Linked DNA regions of Homo sapiens: region 1 is linked to region 2. Evidence: chromatin loops called from intact Hi-C (ENCODE). Cell type or tissue: transverse colon. All regions are shown on one strand. Links, peaks and the distances in the headings refer to the core of each region. The heading gives the core; the rest is flanking DNA.

Region 1 (8,335 bases), core at 249-8,248, 130 kb before region 2:
TCCAGCAAAAACTTGGACATAAGAAAAATATAGATACCCTTGGAAAGTTAAGCTTAAAAAAATAAGTTGCAATTACCAATGACACAATCTTCTTTCTTGGCAACATTTCTGGTGAAAAGCTACTTGATATTTTTATAAGAATGTCATAGATTTACTCAAAATACATTCAGCTGCGTAAATAAAATGTCCTCAGCCTTTGGTCATTAGAAGGGAAAACCCTAGATGTAGACCGATTTGGTAAACTGTGCTGCAATAATTTAAACAGTTCCTTTAAGTTTGGGTTAAACCAGTCAGTCCCTCTCAGTGGGCTTCCCTCAGAATGGCATTTGGGAGAAGGGAAGGGAGGATGATGGGTAGCTGACATGAACTCAAGGCACTATAGGGGAATCTGGCTCCTGAAATCTGCAAGTTCTCTTTTGCATTTTTGCCGGATTTTCTTTAGCCAGACTAATTTTCTCTGCTCCTTGAGATGTAATGTGTCCTGGGTGTTCTCTTGCTGAAACTTGCTGATGAAGATTGCTCGGACCTGTCTCTCAGCTGGGCCAAGGCCCTGAGATATGTCCTAGCTTCACCAACACTGTAAAACCTTCTGATTCCTGCCACGATCACCTTCCAATTCCTTAACCCTCAACATGGCAGGCTCCTTAGCAGGCTCTCTGGCTCTCAACACAACTACTGTCTATGACATCCTTTGTGGTTCTCCCTCTGGTTCTGAACAGCCTGTAAGGCCATGTGCTTCCAGGGCACACACTCCAACCCATCTAAACCACCTTTCCCCCCCAGAATGAAGCCCCTACTTTGTTTCTTCTCCTACAGTCTCTTGGATTAGAAGGAATGGACTTTTCCCCTTGCCACTTCTTGCTGATTGGGTGCTCTAAAACTCTCCAGTCAAGACCAGGCGTGGTGGATCATGCTCCTAATCCCAGCACTCTGGGAGGCCGAGGCAGGCAGATCACTTGAGGTCAGGAGTTCGTGACCAGCCTGGACAACATGGCGAAACCTGTCTCTACTAAAATACAAAAATTAACCGGGCATGGTATGCATGCCTATAGTCCCAGCTACTCCAGAGGCTGAGGCAGAAGAGTGGCTTGAACCCAGGAGGCAGAAGTTGCAGTGAGCTGAGATGGCACCACTGCTCTCCAGCCTGGGTGACAGAGCGGGACTCTGTCTCAAAAAATAAAAAATCAAAATAAGTAAATAAAACTCTCCAGTCAAGTTCGATGGATCTTGATATGCAAAAGAGAAAAATAAAATAATTTAGAATACTGATTTCTTGACAAGGCCTGGCTTTATCTTACTACAAACCTTCAAAATCCTGTTTTGCTGGTAAAAGTGATTGCCTTTGAAGAAGTGAACTGGGAAGCTGGAGGATGGAACAGGAGAGAGGCTCATGTTTCACTCTCTACCCTTTGGTATCTTTGTAAATTGCTACCATGTGCAGTGTTGACACTCAGCTGGTTTGTACCAGTACCATTTTCCTAGTCTTTTTCAGCCTTGTCCATCCTGACTGGTGAGTAGTCTGTCCTGAATGACCAGTGCCAATTTGGTTCCAGTTGCTAAATATTTTTATTTTAGCAAATATTAGCTAAATATTACTCTTGACTATGTACATACACAACTGTTCCATGAAAGGGCTATATATGCAAAGTGACTCTCAAATGCAGAAGAAGCCAAAAATCCAAAGAAGAGGCAAACAAATCCAGTTTGCTGGTAGCAGGTGATTTACTGGGGAACTTGTGGATGGAAGTGTGGTCTTGGGCAGCAGCAAGACAGGTGGATCTTCGTATTGTTATCCTGCAGACCATAAGGAAAGGGTATACATAATGTGCAGGAAAATTAAAGTTCACCCCTGAGGGAAAGACAAGAATACTATGTGCATTACAGCCTATAATTTGCTTAAGGGCAGGATTTATGATTAAGACCATGCTCTTTTTACACAAGGAATCATAAAGAAGAACTCTTAGGGGCATTCCTGGAACTGGGGTTAATCAGAAGTCAACCTAGCATGTTAACATCCATGATGGAGTTCTTTAACCTCCACAATAACCAATTGTGTAGGGAAAACTCTAACCATATTTTACCTTTACTCTCACGCACCACAACAATCAACACAGAAGAAGACTTCTGTGAACAAATATGTGGGGGGTTTTCCCCATGCACCAAGCAGCAGACAGCAAATGGGTGTCCTCTAATTCAGTTCCTACCTACCCAGAGACAGTGTCAGATCCCACAGGTTGGGGGCCCAGTTCCCAAGACTGGCTTCCATACCCCCAGACACCACTTACAAGTCCGGGCCTCCAGAACTTCCGACCAACCAGCTTCAAGTTGCGGTTCCCATAGCCCACTCTTTGGGTTTCATTAATTTGCTGGAGCAGTGCACAGAACTCAGAGAAACATGATTACTGGTGTATTATAAAGGATATTGCTCCAGCAAATTAATGAAACCGAAAGAGTGGGCTCTGGGAACCGCAACTTGAAGCTGAAGCAGCACACAGAACTCAGAGAAACACGATTACTGGTATATTATAAAGGATATTGCAAAAGATACAGATGACGAGACGCATAGGGTAAGGTATGGGGGAAGAGGTGCAGAGCTTCCAAGCCTTCCCTAGATTGGCCGTTTCCTCTTACCAGTGGTTTAAGCATGAGTGTGTATGTGACTCAGTTATGACCAAAAGGCTGTGAAGGGAATTATTATGAGGGGCATCAGCAAGCACTTTTCTTTGATGATCAAAGACAAGGCCAGGCATGGTGGCTCATTCCTGTAATTCCAGCACTTTGGGAGGCTGAGGTACAAGGATAGCTTGAGGTCAGGAATTTGAGACCAGCCTGGACAACATAGTGGGACCCTGTCTCTACAAAAACATTTTAGAGGCCAGGCATGGTGGCTCATACCTGAAATCCCAACACTTTGGGAGGCCGAGGCAGGCAGATCACCTGAGGTCGGGAGTTCGAGACCAGCCTGACCAACACGGAGAAACCTGCCTCTACTAAAAATACAAAATTAGCTGGGTGTGGTGGCAGGAGCCTGTAATCCCAGCTACTTAGGAGGCTGAGGCAGGAGAATCACTTGAACCTGGGAGGCAGAGGTTGCGATGCGCTGAGATCATGCCATTGCACTCCAGCCTGGGCAACAAGAGCAAAACTCCATCTTAAAAAAAAAAAATTAGAAATTAGCATGGTGTGGTGGCTCACACGTGTAATCCCAGCTACTCGGGAGACTGAGTTAGGAAGACTGGTTGAGCCTGGGAGGTCAAGGCTGCAGTGAGCCATGATCACTCCACTGCACTCCAGCCTGAACAACAGAGAACCTGTCTCAGAAAAAAAAAAAAAAAACACAAATATCTAGGTGCAGTGGTGTGCACCTATAGTCCCAGCTATTCGAGAGGCTGAGGCAGGAGGATTGCTTGAGCCCAGGAGTCCTACCTAAGCAACACAGCAAGAGCTTGTCTCTTAAAAAAAAAAAAAAAAGACAAATCTACTCCCCCATCTAGATGTTTCTTTGTCTATATGTGCTACGTGGAACTACAAGCAGGATGAAACCATGTAAAGAGCCAGCCGTGAAAAGAAAAGCCAATGTGCTGAAGGTGGTAAAGCTGAAAGATGGAAAGAATATATAGGTTCTTGATATATTAATATTTGAATTATTCAATTACTCTAGTCAACCCTGAAACTGCCCTCCCTCCTATCTGTTAATCAAGATTAATTAAACACCTTCTAGTTTGAGCCATTCTCAGTGGGTTCTTTGGTTATTTGTAGTTGGAAGTATCTGACCTAGGCATTTGCCTTTCTGCATCTCTTTCCCTGTTCTGCCCTTGTTGTTCTGCTCTTTTTGTTGGAGCTGACTCTTATAAACTGTTTCCCAGTTTCCCTTACCAGCTGACTTCTGGCTATATTCAGCCAATACGAGGCACCAATGAGAGATCAGGAAGGAAGGAAGAACGAAACCAAGTTACTTCTCTCTCTCTTTTTTTTTTTTTTTTTTTTTTTTGATAAGTCGTTTCACTCTTGTTGCCCAACCTGGAGTACAATGGTGCAGTCTTGGCTCACTGCAACCTCCACCCCCAGGTTCAAGCGATTCTCCTGCCTCAGCCTCCCAAGTAGCTGAGATTACAGGCACCCGCCGCCACACCCGGCTAATTTTTTGTATTTTTAGTAGAAATGGGCTTTCACCATGTTGGTCAGGCTGGTCTCAAACTCCAGACCTCAGGTGATCCTCCCACCTTGGCCTCTTAAAGTGCTGGGATTACAGGTGTGAGCCCCCTCACCCAGCTTTCTCTCTCTCTCTCTCTCTCTCTCTCTCTCTCTCTCTCTCTCTGCTTCTGGCAGTGGTTTCATTTCTTCTGCGGTTTTGGCTTCTGTGAGGCTGCACTTTCTTTGGTCCTGCTTCCTGCTGGGCAGGCCCTTCCTTTTCTCAATGCCTTGTGTATTTGCTTCACTGTCAACTTGGCCTTTCTGCTCTTTTAATGTCTTTGTAATTAGTTTCCCATATTAATCATCCTCTACTGAACCACCCTTGCAAGCTCCGCTTTCCTGATTGGCCCCTGTCCCAGTTTCCTAGCTGAATCAACAGTTCAGAAGGAGAGGAGAGGCAAGTGACAAAGAAATGCCGCAAAGTGGTTCTTCCTTCCCAAAGACAAGGAACTGGGTTACTTTTCATTGTAAGCTTAAATTCTCTCCTCACACCTCTGCAAAGTAGCTGAAATGGAAGTTCAAAAGTGAGATTAAATTAACTATAGAAAATGAAGGAATTTATCTTTTGAATTCACCCCAGTTTGAGACAGTTACATTTCAACTTCTTCATAAATGTCATTATGAACATGAATTTTCATGACATTTAATTTCATATCATCCATATTTTATGTATTATTATACAGCTTCCATTTTTAACAATGTTCATATGAGTAGCCCCGGTGACCCTGTTTATCCTGTGGAATCTGGCCTCTATGTTACAGTTGATTAGGATAGAGGTGAATATAATCCCAGCTTGTGATAGCCACACTGTGTCTCCCAAAACTGTGGAACTGAGATTCTGATATTCTAGTCAGTCTCTATCAAATCCCTTAATTTGGAAGGCATGTTAACACAGGAGCTGTGGGGCAGCCACCTTCTCCCTTGCCCAAACACACAAATCAGTCAGTAGAAAGAGAGCAAACCAACAATGAAACAGATATTCGGAATGCAGCTAAAGTCACTTCACTGAATAAACTATGCTGTCCTAGGAGGCAGAGCCCTAGAGTAGACCAGTAATGATGAATAGATTTCAACAAATCAACTCACATTTCAACTTTTCTTTGACACTGTTCTTGTTTTTTTGTTTGTTTGTTTGTTTGTTTGGAGACATAGTCTTGCTCTATCCCACAGGCGGGAATGCAGTGGCACTATCTCGGCTCACTGCAACCTCCGTCTCCTGGGTTCAAGCGATTCCCCTGCCTCAGCCTCCCAAGTAGCTGCGATTACAGGCATGCGCCACCAAGCCTGGCTAATTTTTGTATTTTTGTAGAGATGGGGTTTCAGCAAGTCGGCTAGGCTGGTCTCAAACTCCTGACCTCAGGTGATCCACCTGCGTCGGCCTCCCAAAGTGCTGGGATTACAGGTGTAAGCCACCGCACCTGGTCAGTTGTTTTTTAATCTTTGAGAGAAACATTTAAATTTGAAGCTAAAAGATCTTTCTCCATTTCTCTCTCGCTCTTCTCTCCCTTTCTCCCTTTCTTTTTCTTACCTTTTCTCCCTCCCTCTTTCCTTTTTTTCCCTTTTTGTTTTTCCTTTACTCCACATTTTTTTTTTCGAGACAGGGTCTCGCCTCTGTTGCCCGGGCTGTAGTACAGTGGCACAATCATAGCTCACTGCAGCTTCAAACTCCCAGGCTCAGTCAATCCTCCTGCCTCTGCCTCCTGAGTAGTGAGAACCATAGGCACACACCACCACACTCAGCTAATTTTTGTAGAGATGGGGTTTGGCCATGTTACCCAGGCTGGTTTCAAACTTCTGAGCTCAAGCAATCTGCCTACCTAGGCCTCCCAAAGTGCTGGGATTACAGGCATGAGCCACCGCACCTGACCTACTCCACATTTATTAACATCCTCTGGGCATTGTTCTGCCCCGGCTTCCTCGCCAGGACAGAGGAAACTATAACAAGATTAGTTCCAGTATCACACTGGAGGCAAAAGCCTGACACCAATTTTAAAAAGCAAACAAAGCCTACATTTTAGGGAAACAGAAGAACCCTCCAGCCCACATATAAGCCCTTCTTTCTATACATGAAGTTCAATAATTCCAGCCTTACCCCTTAATATATAGGCATTTATTATTTTCTCGAAAGGAGGTAATCCAAAGTCCCTTCTAGCAGCAATGTCACAATGTCATGAGACCACTATTTTTCCAGTTCAGTATTGCCAAATGATTTACCTTTCCCTTTACTTGGGTCTTAATCTGGTCCAATTTTGAGATCTCATGATACTGCAACCTTAGACCAAATAAGAAATGTAATTCCTATCAACCACCTGTTATGTACCACAATGGAGAGCAAATACAACTACAATGAAAACTTCCATTTAGAACATGGAAAAAGGGGAAGAAACACAGGACATGTACCATCTGTTGCTGGACAGAATTAATAAAGTAAAGCAGAGAACCACAGCATCTCATGGGCATCATTTGGTTGACTTTGCAACAGTGAGAGCTCTATTGCCAACAAATCTAGCTTCTCTGATATTGCCTTCTGGGATCATTTCTATTGTCAAGGGAGCATCTGAAAGGACATTAGAGGAGACTACCCTGTTTGGGGAGAGAGGATGGGTATATCTCACAATTCACTTTTTGTTAAAGGTATTGGAGTCCACAAATGCCCTGAGGACCTTAGGGTCTCCAAGGAACTGGGACATTGGTTTCAATGAATCACAGTCCTGTTATACGAATTGTGTTTTTCCAGTGCTATAATTCTAATAAAAACTTAGTCACCTGTCCATCATTTTCATTATAGGGGAAATTCCTAAAAGCAAACACCAAAAATGTCAGGTCAGCAGGGCTGCTAAATTGAAGAGCCAAGGCTGGCCTACACACATAGAGTTTCCGTTCCTTAGCAGCAACTCTGGGGGCGATGTATATCCCAGTACACTCTGTTTGACAAACTTTATATCAGGACAGCGTGAAGACGACTACCTGGGCTGGCAGAGAGGTCTTCTCTATTCCCTAAAATATTGCCTGGTGATCTGAATTCACAGCATCCTGAATCTACGCTCCCAGGTTGCAGATCTCAAACTTGGCCCAAATAAACTCTCTACTTATATTTAAACATACATATAATATAAATACAAATATAATATATATGATGTGTGTCCATGTATATATATGTGTGTGTGTGTGTTTGTGTGTGTATATACATATACCAGTCCAATGTATTTTGTGCAGGTAGTGACATCTTATTTGATTTGCCAGGAGAGAAGCCAGTGTGAGGTTTTGTTTTCCTATTTGATTTGCCAGGAGGGAAGCCAGTGTAATGTACTGAATACCAGTCCAATGTATTTTGTACTGATAGTGACATCCTATTTGATTTGCCAGGAGGGAAGCCAGTGTGAGGTTCTCTAATGTAGCTCAGGGAGCCAAGATTCCCCAAACCCTCCATTCCATTCATTCCTTCCCACTCCGGTTGCCAGGATCTCAAACTTTCCCACTCAGCATTTCAAACTTACATACAGAAAAGGAAGTGAATCAAAGAACTTGACTCCTGTACCTCAGTCCATCAAATGATTACTTTCTTCATTTGGACCTCCACATTCTCAATTCCCAACTTCCTTTTTTCTACTCACATCCAGAAAAATCTCCATGGAAGAATGTAAATTTCTGGTTGTACCTTATTGAAAGTGCTCAGGAAAAATCAACACAATCTGATTTATCAGTCTGGGTCTAATCATGAGAGAGAAACCACACAATAATTTGAACAGAGAAAGTTTAATATTAAAAATTTTAAATTATAATAGATTTTATAGGTTGAATTGTATCCTTTTCTCTCCCCAATTCCTATGTTTAAGTTCTAACCCCAGTACCTTAGAATGTGACTCTTTTTGGAGGTATGGCTTTTAAAAAGTAATTAAGTTAAAATGGGGGTGATACTAACTATAACTTGTAACTCAGTAAATATCTAAGAGATGGTACAATCACTGCAAATGGTGGGGGAAACAAGCAAACAATGTTCTGTGCTTTAAGCTTCATCCAAAGTCTGGAGAGAGACCAGTGGGTGAAAAAAATAGCAACAGAGAGTAAAGTTGTTGTCTCTATATTTAAATACTTCATTTTTGAAACCCCAAGAGCTTTGCCAGTAAGATGACATTTCTTC
Region 2 (8,335 bases), core at 317-8,316:
TCCCAGTAGGGGCGGCCGGGCAGAGGCGCCCCTCACCTCCCGGACGAGGCGGCTGGCCGGGCGGGGGGCTGACCCCCCCACCTCCCTCCCGGACGGGGCGGCTGGCCGGGCAGAGGGGCTCCTCACTTCCCAGTAGGGGCGGCCGGGCAGAGGCGCCCCTAACCTCCCGGACGAGGCGGCTGGCCGGGCGGGGGGCTGACCCCCCACCTCCCTCCCGGACGGGGCGGCTGGCCGGGCGGGGGGCTGACCCCCCCACCTCCCTCCCGGACGGGGCGGCTGGCCGGGCGGGGGCTGACCCCCACCTCCCTCCCGGACGGGGCAGCTGCCGGGCAGAGACGCTCCTCACTTCCCAGACGGGGTGGCTGCCGGGCAGAGGGGCTCCTCACTTCTCAGACGGGGCGGCTGCCGGGCGGAGGGTCTCCTCACTTCTCAGATGGGGCGGTTGCCAGGCGGAGGGTCTCCTCCCTTCTCAGATGGGGCGGCTGGGCAGAGACGCTCCTCACCTCCCAGACGGGGTCGCGACCGGGCAGAGGCGCTCCTCACATCCCAGACGGGGCGGCGGGGCAAAGGCACTCCCCACATCTCAGACGATGGCCGGCCGGCCAGAGACGCTCCTCACTTCCTAGATGGGATGGCGGCCGGGAAGAGGCGCTCCTCACTTCCTAGATGGGATGGCAGCCGAGCAGAGACGCTCCTCACTTTCCAGACTGGGCAGCCAGGCAGAGGGGCTCCTAACATCCCAGACGATGGGCGGCCAGGCAGAGACGCTCCTCACTTCCTAGACGGGGTGGCGGCCGGGCAGAGGCTGCACTCTGGGCACTTTGGGAGGCCAAGGCAGGCGGCTGGGAGGTGGAGGTTGTAGCGAGCCGAGATCACGCCACTGCACTCCAGCCTGGGCACCATTGAGCACTGAGTGAACCAGACACCGTCTGCAATCCTGGCACCTCCGGAGGCCGAGGCTGGCGGATCACTAGCGGTTAGGAGCTGGAGGCCAGCCCGGCCAACACAGCGAAACCCCGTCTCCACCAAAAAAATACGAAAACCAGTCAGGCGTGGCGGCACGCGCCTGCAATTGCAGGCACTCGGCAGGCTGAGGCAGGAGAATCAGGCAGGGAGGTTGCAGTGAGCCAAGATGGCAGCAGTACAGTCCAGCTTCAGCTCGGCATCAGAGGGAGACCGTGGAAAGAGAGGGAGAGGGAGACCGTGGGGAGAGGGAGAGGAGGGAGAGGGAGAGGGAGAGGGAGAGGGAGAGGGCAGCTTTTATATTTTAAGAGTATTGACATTATTAAAAATAAATAAAGAGGCCAGGCACAGAGGCTCACGCCTGTAATCCCAGCACTTTGGGTGGCCAAAGTGGGTCAATGGCTTGAGCCCAGGGGTTCAAGACCAGCCTGGGCAACATGGTGACACCCCATCTCTACAGAAAATACAAAAATTAACCGGGCGTGGCAGTGGGTACCTGTGGTCCTTGGTACTTAGCTACTTGGGGGGCTAAGGCAGTAGAATAGATTGAGCCTGGGAGGTAGAGGTTGTAGTGAGCTGAGATTGTGCCATTGCCCTCCAGCCTGAGTGACAAGAGTGAAACTCTGTCTCAAAACAAACAAAACAAAACAAAACCCTGTCTCAAAAAAGAAAAAAATATTTCCATGAAGAAACCCCAGTTTCAGTGCTGAAAATTTTTAAATATTCAGGAAATAAATAACATCAATCATATATAAACTCTTTCAAAAAAAGAGGAGAAAAGAACAACTCCTCATTTTTAGAGATGGGGTCTCCGTCTGTTGCCCAGACTGGTCTCAAACTCCTAAGCTCAAGTGATCCTCCTGTCTTGACCTCCCAAAGTGCTGGGATTACAAGAGTGAGCCACTGAGCTCAACCCCAATTTGTTTTTTGTTCTTTCTTTCTTTTTTGTTTTGTTTTTTTTAGATGGAGTTTTGCTCTTGTTGCCCAGGCTGGAGTGCAATGGCGCAATCTAGGCTCACCGCAACCTCTGCCTCCCGGGTTCAAGCGATTCTCCTGACTCAGCCTCCCAAGTAGCTGGGATTACAGGTGCCTGCCACCACGACCGGCTAATTTTTTTGTATTTTTAATAGAAATGGGGTTTCACCATGTTGGCCAGGCTGGTCTTGAACTCCTGACCTCAGGTGATCCACCTGCCTCGGCCTTCCAAAGTGCTGGGATTACAGGCATGAGCCACCGCACCCAGCTGTTTTTTCTTTTCTTGAAACAGAATCTCATTATCTTGCCCAAGGTAGGGTGCAGTAGTGTGAACACAGCTCACTGGAGCCTTGACCTCCTGGGCTCAAGCCATCATCCTGCCTCAACCTCCTGAGAAGCTGGGACCACAGACGTGCACCACCAGGCCTGGCTAATTTTTTAAATTTTTTTGTAGAGACTAGGTCTTGCCATGTTGCCCAGGCTGGTCTAAAACTCCTGGGCTCAAGCAGGAGTCTAAAACTCCTGGGCTCACCTCGGTCTTCCAAAGGGCTAGGATTACACACGTGAGCCACTGCACCTGGCTACTCAATTTGTTTTATGTGGCCATAATAACCACAAACTAGACAAATATATTACAAAATTAAATAAATAAAATAATATGCCAATATCCCTCATAAATTATATAATATGCTAATATCCCTCATACTCAAAAATTATTTACAAAATATTAGTAAATTTAATCCAACAACATATTAAAGGATTATATATATAAATATATATATACACATATATATACACACACACATATATATATGAAACCACCCCCACAGGATTGACAAGAATTGCATGTAGGGTTCTGGACTGATATGTAGTCATAACTAAGTATTAATCAGGCTGTACTTTGGCCCACTTCCTTGTTGCTAAAAGTCAGGTAGCACCAGGTACTGACCATTTGCATTCCCATTATTCCTATAGATAGGATTTCTGAAGTTAGGGTTGTAAGACTGTTTAAGAATTGATTTGCTTTAACATGAGGAAGGAAATTCAAAGAAAAAAAGAAATAAATAAAAGAATTGATTTGCATCCCCTTTGTTCCTATAGGCACGTTCTCTGACATTGGAATCATAAGACTTTTGTTTAAGAATCACTTGTAGGCTGGGCACAGTGGCTCATGCCTGTAATTCCAGCACTTTGAGAAGCTGAGGCAAGCGGATCACGAGGTCAGGAGATTGAGACCACCCTGACCAACATGGTGAAACCCCATCTCTACTAAATACGAACATTTAGCAAGGTGTGGTGGCACATGCCTGTGTAATCCCAGCTACTTGGGAGGCTGAGGCAGGAGAATCACTTGAACCCAGGAGGCAGAAGTTGTAGTGAACCGAGATTGTGCCACTATACTTCAGTCTGGGCAACAAGAGTGAAACTCCATCTCAAAAACAACAACAAGTCACTTGCTAGGCGCAGCGGCTCACGCCTGTTATCCCAGCACTTTGGGAGGCCGAGGCGGGTGGATCACCTGAGGTCAGGAGTTCGAGACCAGCCTGACCAACATGACGAAACCCCCCTCTCTACTAAAAATACAAAATTAGCCGGGCATGGTGGCAGGTGCCTGTAATCCCGACTAATTGGGAGGCTGAGGTTTCAGTGAGCCTAGATGGCGCCATTGCACTACAGCCTGGGCAACAAGAGCAAAACTCCATCTAAAAAAAGAATCACTTAACACCTTAAGCAATGGCTCACTCCCATAAGCCCAGCACTTTGGGAGGCCCAGGCGGGGCAGATCACCTGAGGTCAGGAGTTCAAGACCAGCCTAGCCAAAATGGTGAAATCCTGGTCTCTACTAAAAATACAAAAATTAGCCAGGCGTGGTGGCACATGCCTGTAATCACAGCTACTCGGCAGGCTGAGGCACCAGAATCCCTTGAATCCAGGAGGTGAAGGTTGCAGTGAGCCAAGATTGTGCCACTGAACTCCAGCCTGAGTGACAGAGTGAAACTCCGTCTACAAAATAAATAAATAACTTCAGATGTTTTTCACACCCTGACTTCCAGCAAGTAGTTTGAAGACCCCCACAGAGAAATGTGATCAGCATAAGAATACATCTTCATTTCTTTGTCCCTTGACTTCATCCTGCATTCTTTTTTCTATTGATTAGTTTTTATTTTTGTGGGTACATAAGTGTATACATTTATGGGGTACATGAAATGTTTTGATACTGACATGCAATGTGAAATAAGCACATCATGAAGAATGGGGTATCCATTCCCTCAAACAAACCAATTATACTATTTTATTTATTTATTTGGAGACAAAGTCTCGCTCTGTCACCTAGGCTGCAATGAAGTGGCACCATCTCGGCTCACTGCAACCTCAGCCCCCCGGGTTCAAGCGCATTCTCCTGCCTCAGGCTCCCAAGTAGCTGGGATTACAGGCACTTGCCACCACATCTGGCTAATTTTTTATATTTCTGGTAGAGACAGGGTTTCACCATGTTGGGCAGGCTGGTCTCGAACTCCTGACCTCAGGTGATCCACCCATGTAAGCCTCCCAAAGTGCTAGGATTATAGGCATGAGCCACCGTGCCCAGGCTACACTCTTTAGTTTAAAATGTACAGTTATTGGCCGGCGCGGTGGCTCATGCCTGTAATCCCAGCACTTGGGGAGGCAGAGGCTGGCGGATCACCCTAGGTCAGGAGTTCGAGACCAGCCTGCCCAACATGGAGAAACCCCCATCTGTAATAAAAATACAAAAAGCTGGGCTGGGCACAGTGGCTCACACCTGTAATCCCAGCACTTTGGGAGGCTGAGGTGGATGGATCACTTGAGGTCGGGAGTTCAAGACCAGCCTGACCAACATGGAGAAACTCCGCCTCTACTAAAAATACAAAATTAGCTGGGTGTGGTGGTGGATGCCTGTAATCCCAGCTACTCGGGAGGCTAAGACAGGAGAATCGCTTGAACCCGGGAGGTGGAGGTTGCAGTGAGCCAAAATTGCACTATTGAACTCCAGCCTGGACAACAAGAGCGAAACTCTGTCTCAAAAAAAAAAAAAAAAAAAAAAAATAGCGGGAATAATATCTGGTTGGTGTTGATCTAGGAAGAAGATAATTTTTTTTTTGAAGAAAAGAATGACAGACTCAGAGCTTCACATGTAAATGAATACAAGAAATCTAGTCCCAACTTTCTAAGCTTAAAGATAAAGAATGCTAGACTCAGGCCAGGAGCAGTGGCTCACACCTGTAATCCTAGCACTTTGGGTGGCTGAGGCAGGCAGATTGCCTGAGCTCAGGAGGTTGAGACCAGCCTGGCCAACATGGTGAAACCTGTCTCTACTAAAAATACAAAAATTAGCCGGCGGGGCATGTGGGGCATGTGCCTATAATCCCAGCTACTGGGGAGGCTGAGGCAGGAGAATCGCTTGAACCCAGGAGGTGAAGGTTGCAGTGAGCCGAGATCACGCCATTGTACTCCAGCCTGGGTGACAAGAGCAAAACTCCATCTCAAAAAAAAAAAAAGTATATTAAACTATATACTGGTGTAGCATACAGTTGATAGGATTCTTCCATTTGAGGAGAGAAATAAACAGTTTTTTCACTCACGTCCGTGTGAAGAGACCACCAAACAGGCTTTGTGTGAGCAATAAAGCTGTTTATTTCACCTGGGTGCAGGTGGGCTGAGTCCGAAAAGAGAGTCAGCAAAGGGTGGTGGATTATCATTGGTTCTTACAGGTTTTGGGATAGGCGGTGAAGTTAAGAGCAATGCTTTGCGGGCAGGGGTGGATCTCACAACGTACATTCTCAAGGGCGGGGAGAATTACAAAGAACCCTCTTAAGGGTGGGGGAGATTAGAAAGTACTTTCTTAAGGGTGGGGGAGATTAGAAAATACATTGATCAGTTAGGGTGGGGCAGAAACAAATCACAATGGTGGAATGTCATCAGTTAAGGCTATTTTTACTTCTTTTGTAGATCTTCAGTTACTTGAAGCCATCTGGATGCATTCGTGCAAGTCACAGGGGATGCGATGGCTTGGCTTGGGCTCAGAGGCCTGACAAGTTTCATCTTCAGTACTGGGAAAAGACGTCCTTAATTGCTTGTGCTTTTGTTATTAATTTGTCCAGCAAGCTTCCTCTCTTTTAGTGACAGACCCTGTCCTCTTGGCCTTGAAGGCTGGCACATGACCAAACCTGGGTAATCATAGGTTCTCACTTTTACTGGACGTGATAAATTGTCCAAAGGGCATGTGATGCAAGCAGGGCCCAATGCCAGATGATTCAGAGACACAGACAAGTAATGTGATATCCTAGACCCCAGGGAAATACCTCTTGCTGGGTACCTCATTCCTGATAAAGTGTGGTGGAGATCACTATTATCCCACATTCATTCTACTCCTCTTCCTTTAGCAACAGAATCCTTGCGCCTATGTTTTCCAGCCTATTTTTGAGATAGGTGTGTCCATGAGACTCAATGGGGCCAGTGGGATTGACTGAAGTTATTGAATGGCATTTCTATGATTTGACTTTTTAAATTTAAATTTTTTTTTTTTTTTTTTTTTTTTTTGGAGACGGAGTCTCACTCTGTCGCCCAGGCTGGAGTACAGTAGCACAATCTCGGCTCACTGCAACCTCCACCTCCCGGGTTCAAGCAATTCTCCTGCCTCAGCCTCCCAAGTAGCTGGGACTACCGGCACCCGCCACCAAGCCTGGCTAATTTTTTTGTATTTTTTAGTAGAGATGGGGTTTCACTGTGTTGCCCAGGCTGGTTTTGAACTCCTGAGCTCAGGCAATCTGCCTGCCTCGGCCTCCCAAAGTGCTAGGATTACAGGTGTCAGCTACCATGCCCAGCTATGATTTGACTTTAAACCATTAGACATGTACTTTTTCATTCTCTTTTCCCTATTCCTGCAGGCCAGAAAGCAGATGGGGCAGTGACTCAGCTTTAATCCTGTAGAAGCGGATAACATCTTAGACGATGGTAGACCAATAAGCTAGAAAGATTTGTTCCTTATTGATTTTTGTCTCCAACTCCTCTAGAAAATACTTTATGATCATTCCCAAGTCCTTATAGTTTTGCAAACAAGAAGTAGGTGCAGAATCAAGAGAATATTCTATCTCTGCCTTTTTCATCTCTCTTAGGAATGGCCTTAGAGGATATTGACTAAGGGATATCCTCCTAGCAAGCAGGACTGGAAGTAGATCAGTTTGACCACAAGATTCATTCCACTGACTGGAGAATGAATTTTTGCTGTCCTTGTCCAGTGGCCATTGTAAATTGTCTTTCCTTTAAAATATGGTATTAAAAGATTGTCCTGTATTCTTTCATTGTTGACTGGGGTTGTTTTAATTTTTTTTATTTTTAAGGTCTGGATTGAGATGAAATGGGGTTGTTTTTATTTAAAATTTAGTCATTTGAAATAGGACCATGAAGACCTGACCAAGAAGAGCACACACCCTCAAGAGATCCCTTGCTTTGGAACTGTGCGTGGTGACTTTTTTTTTTTTTTTTTTTTTGAGACAGTCTCGCTCTGTCGCCCATGCTGGAGTGCAATGGTGTGATCTGGGCTCACTGCAACCTCTGCCTTCCGGGTTCAAGTGATTCTCCTGCCTCAGCCTCCTAAGTAGCTGGGATTACAGGTGCACACCACCACGTCCAGCTAATTTTTGTATTTTTAGTAGAGACAGGGTTTCGCCATGTTGGTCAGGCTGGTCTCCAACTCCTGACCTCATGATCCACCTGCCTCGGCTTCCCAAAGTGCTGGGATTACAGGCATGAGCCACCGAGCCCGGCCTAATTTTTGTATTTTTAGTCAGATGGGGTTTCATCATGTTGGTCTGGTCTCGAATTCCTGACATTGTGATCTGCCCACCTTGGCCTCCCAAAATGCTGGGATTACAGGCGTGAGCCACCGAGCCCAGCCTAATTTTTGTATTTTTAGTAGAGATGTAGATGTATTTTTAGTAGGGATGGGGTTTCACCATGTTGGTCAGTCTGGTCTCAAATTCCTGACCTTGTGATCTGCCTGCCTCGGCCTCCCAAAGAGCTGGGATTACAGGCCTGAGCCACTGTGCCTGGCTGGATGTGATTTTTTGCTTGTTTTCCTTTGGATGCATGATAAGCCTATTTTCAGTTTTAAAGGGGATAATTACTAGTTAGCAGCATTCTTGGAATCATATATATGAGAAGAAGGGTATGTGTGAATGCTGAGAAGCCAATGGGTAGTTTGTGGTATATGATGGGTATTGTTTTTGTTTAGCCAGTGAACTTTCCCATTCCCATTTTACTCATCATAGTTTCTATCTCCCCGCCTACAGGAATGGAAATATGACCTATGCCTGGCTGGTAATATCGCCCATTTACCTGGAAATCGATTGGTTCAGGGTGTCAACAAAAAGAGTCA

Evidence for each region. A loop is a pair of places that touch in the nucleus more often than their neighbours do. Peaks named below come from ENCODE experiments on the same cell type or tissue, not always from the same donor. Only the 100,000 strongest peaks of a DNase experiment are listed, where the experiment ranks them.
Region 1: a loop joins it to region 2, with 3 times the contacts of the local background. A loop is called at or near these places in 72 of 110 quality-filtered maps.

Annotation. Positions count from the first base shown.
Region 1 is chr18:32,081,357-32,089,691 of GRCh38, reverse strand. It overlaps a transcript of RNF125 not described here. Among named protein-coding and RNA genes, the nearest start is that of RNF138, 6.4 kb to the left of the region's middle. RefSeq lists an enhancer at 4,311-4,440. In transverse colon, for the core only: a CTCF peak has its summit at 4,245; a DNase peak (open chromatin) is centred at 4,531; H3K4me3 peaks cover 566 bases; H3K27ac peaks cover 1,918 bases.
Region 2 is chr18:31,952,404-31,960,738 of GRCh38, reverse strand. No RefSeq gene overlaps it. Among named protein-coding and RNA genes, the nearest start is that of TRAPPC8, 13 kb to the right of the region's middle. RefSeq lists a silencer at 3,548-3,607. In transverse colon, for the core only: a CTCF peak has its summit at 3,565; DNase peaks (open chromatin) are centred at 3,612 and 6,151.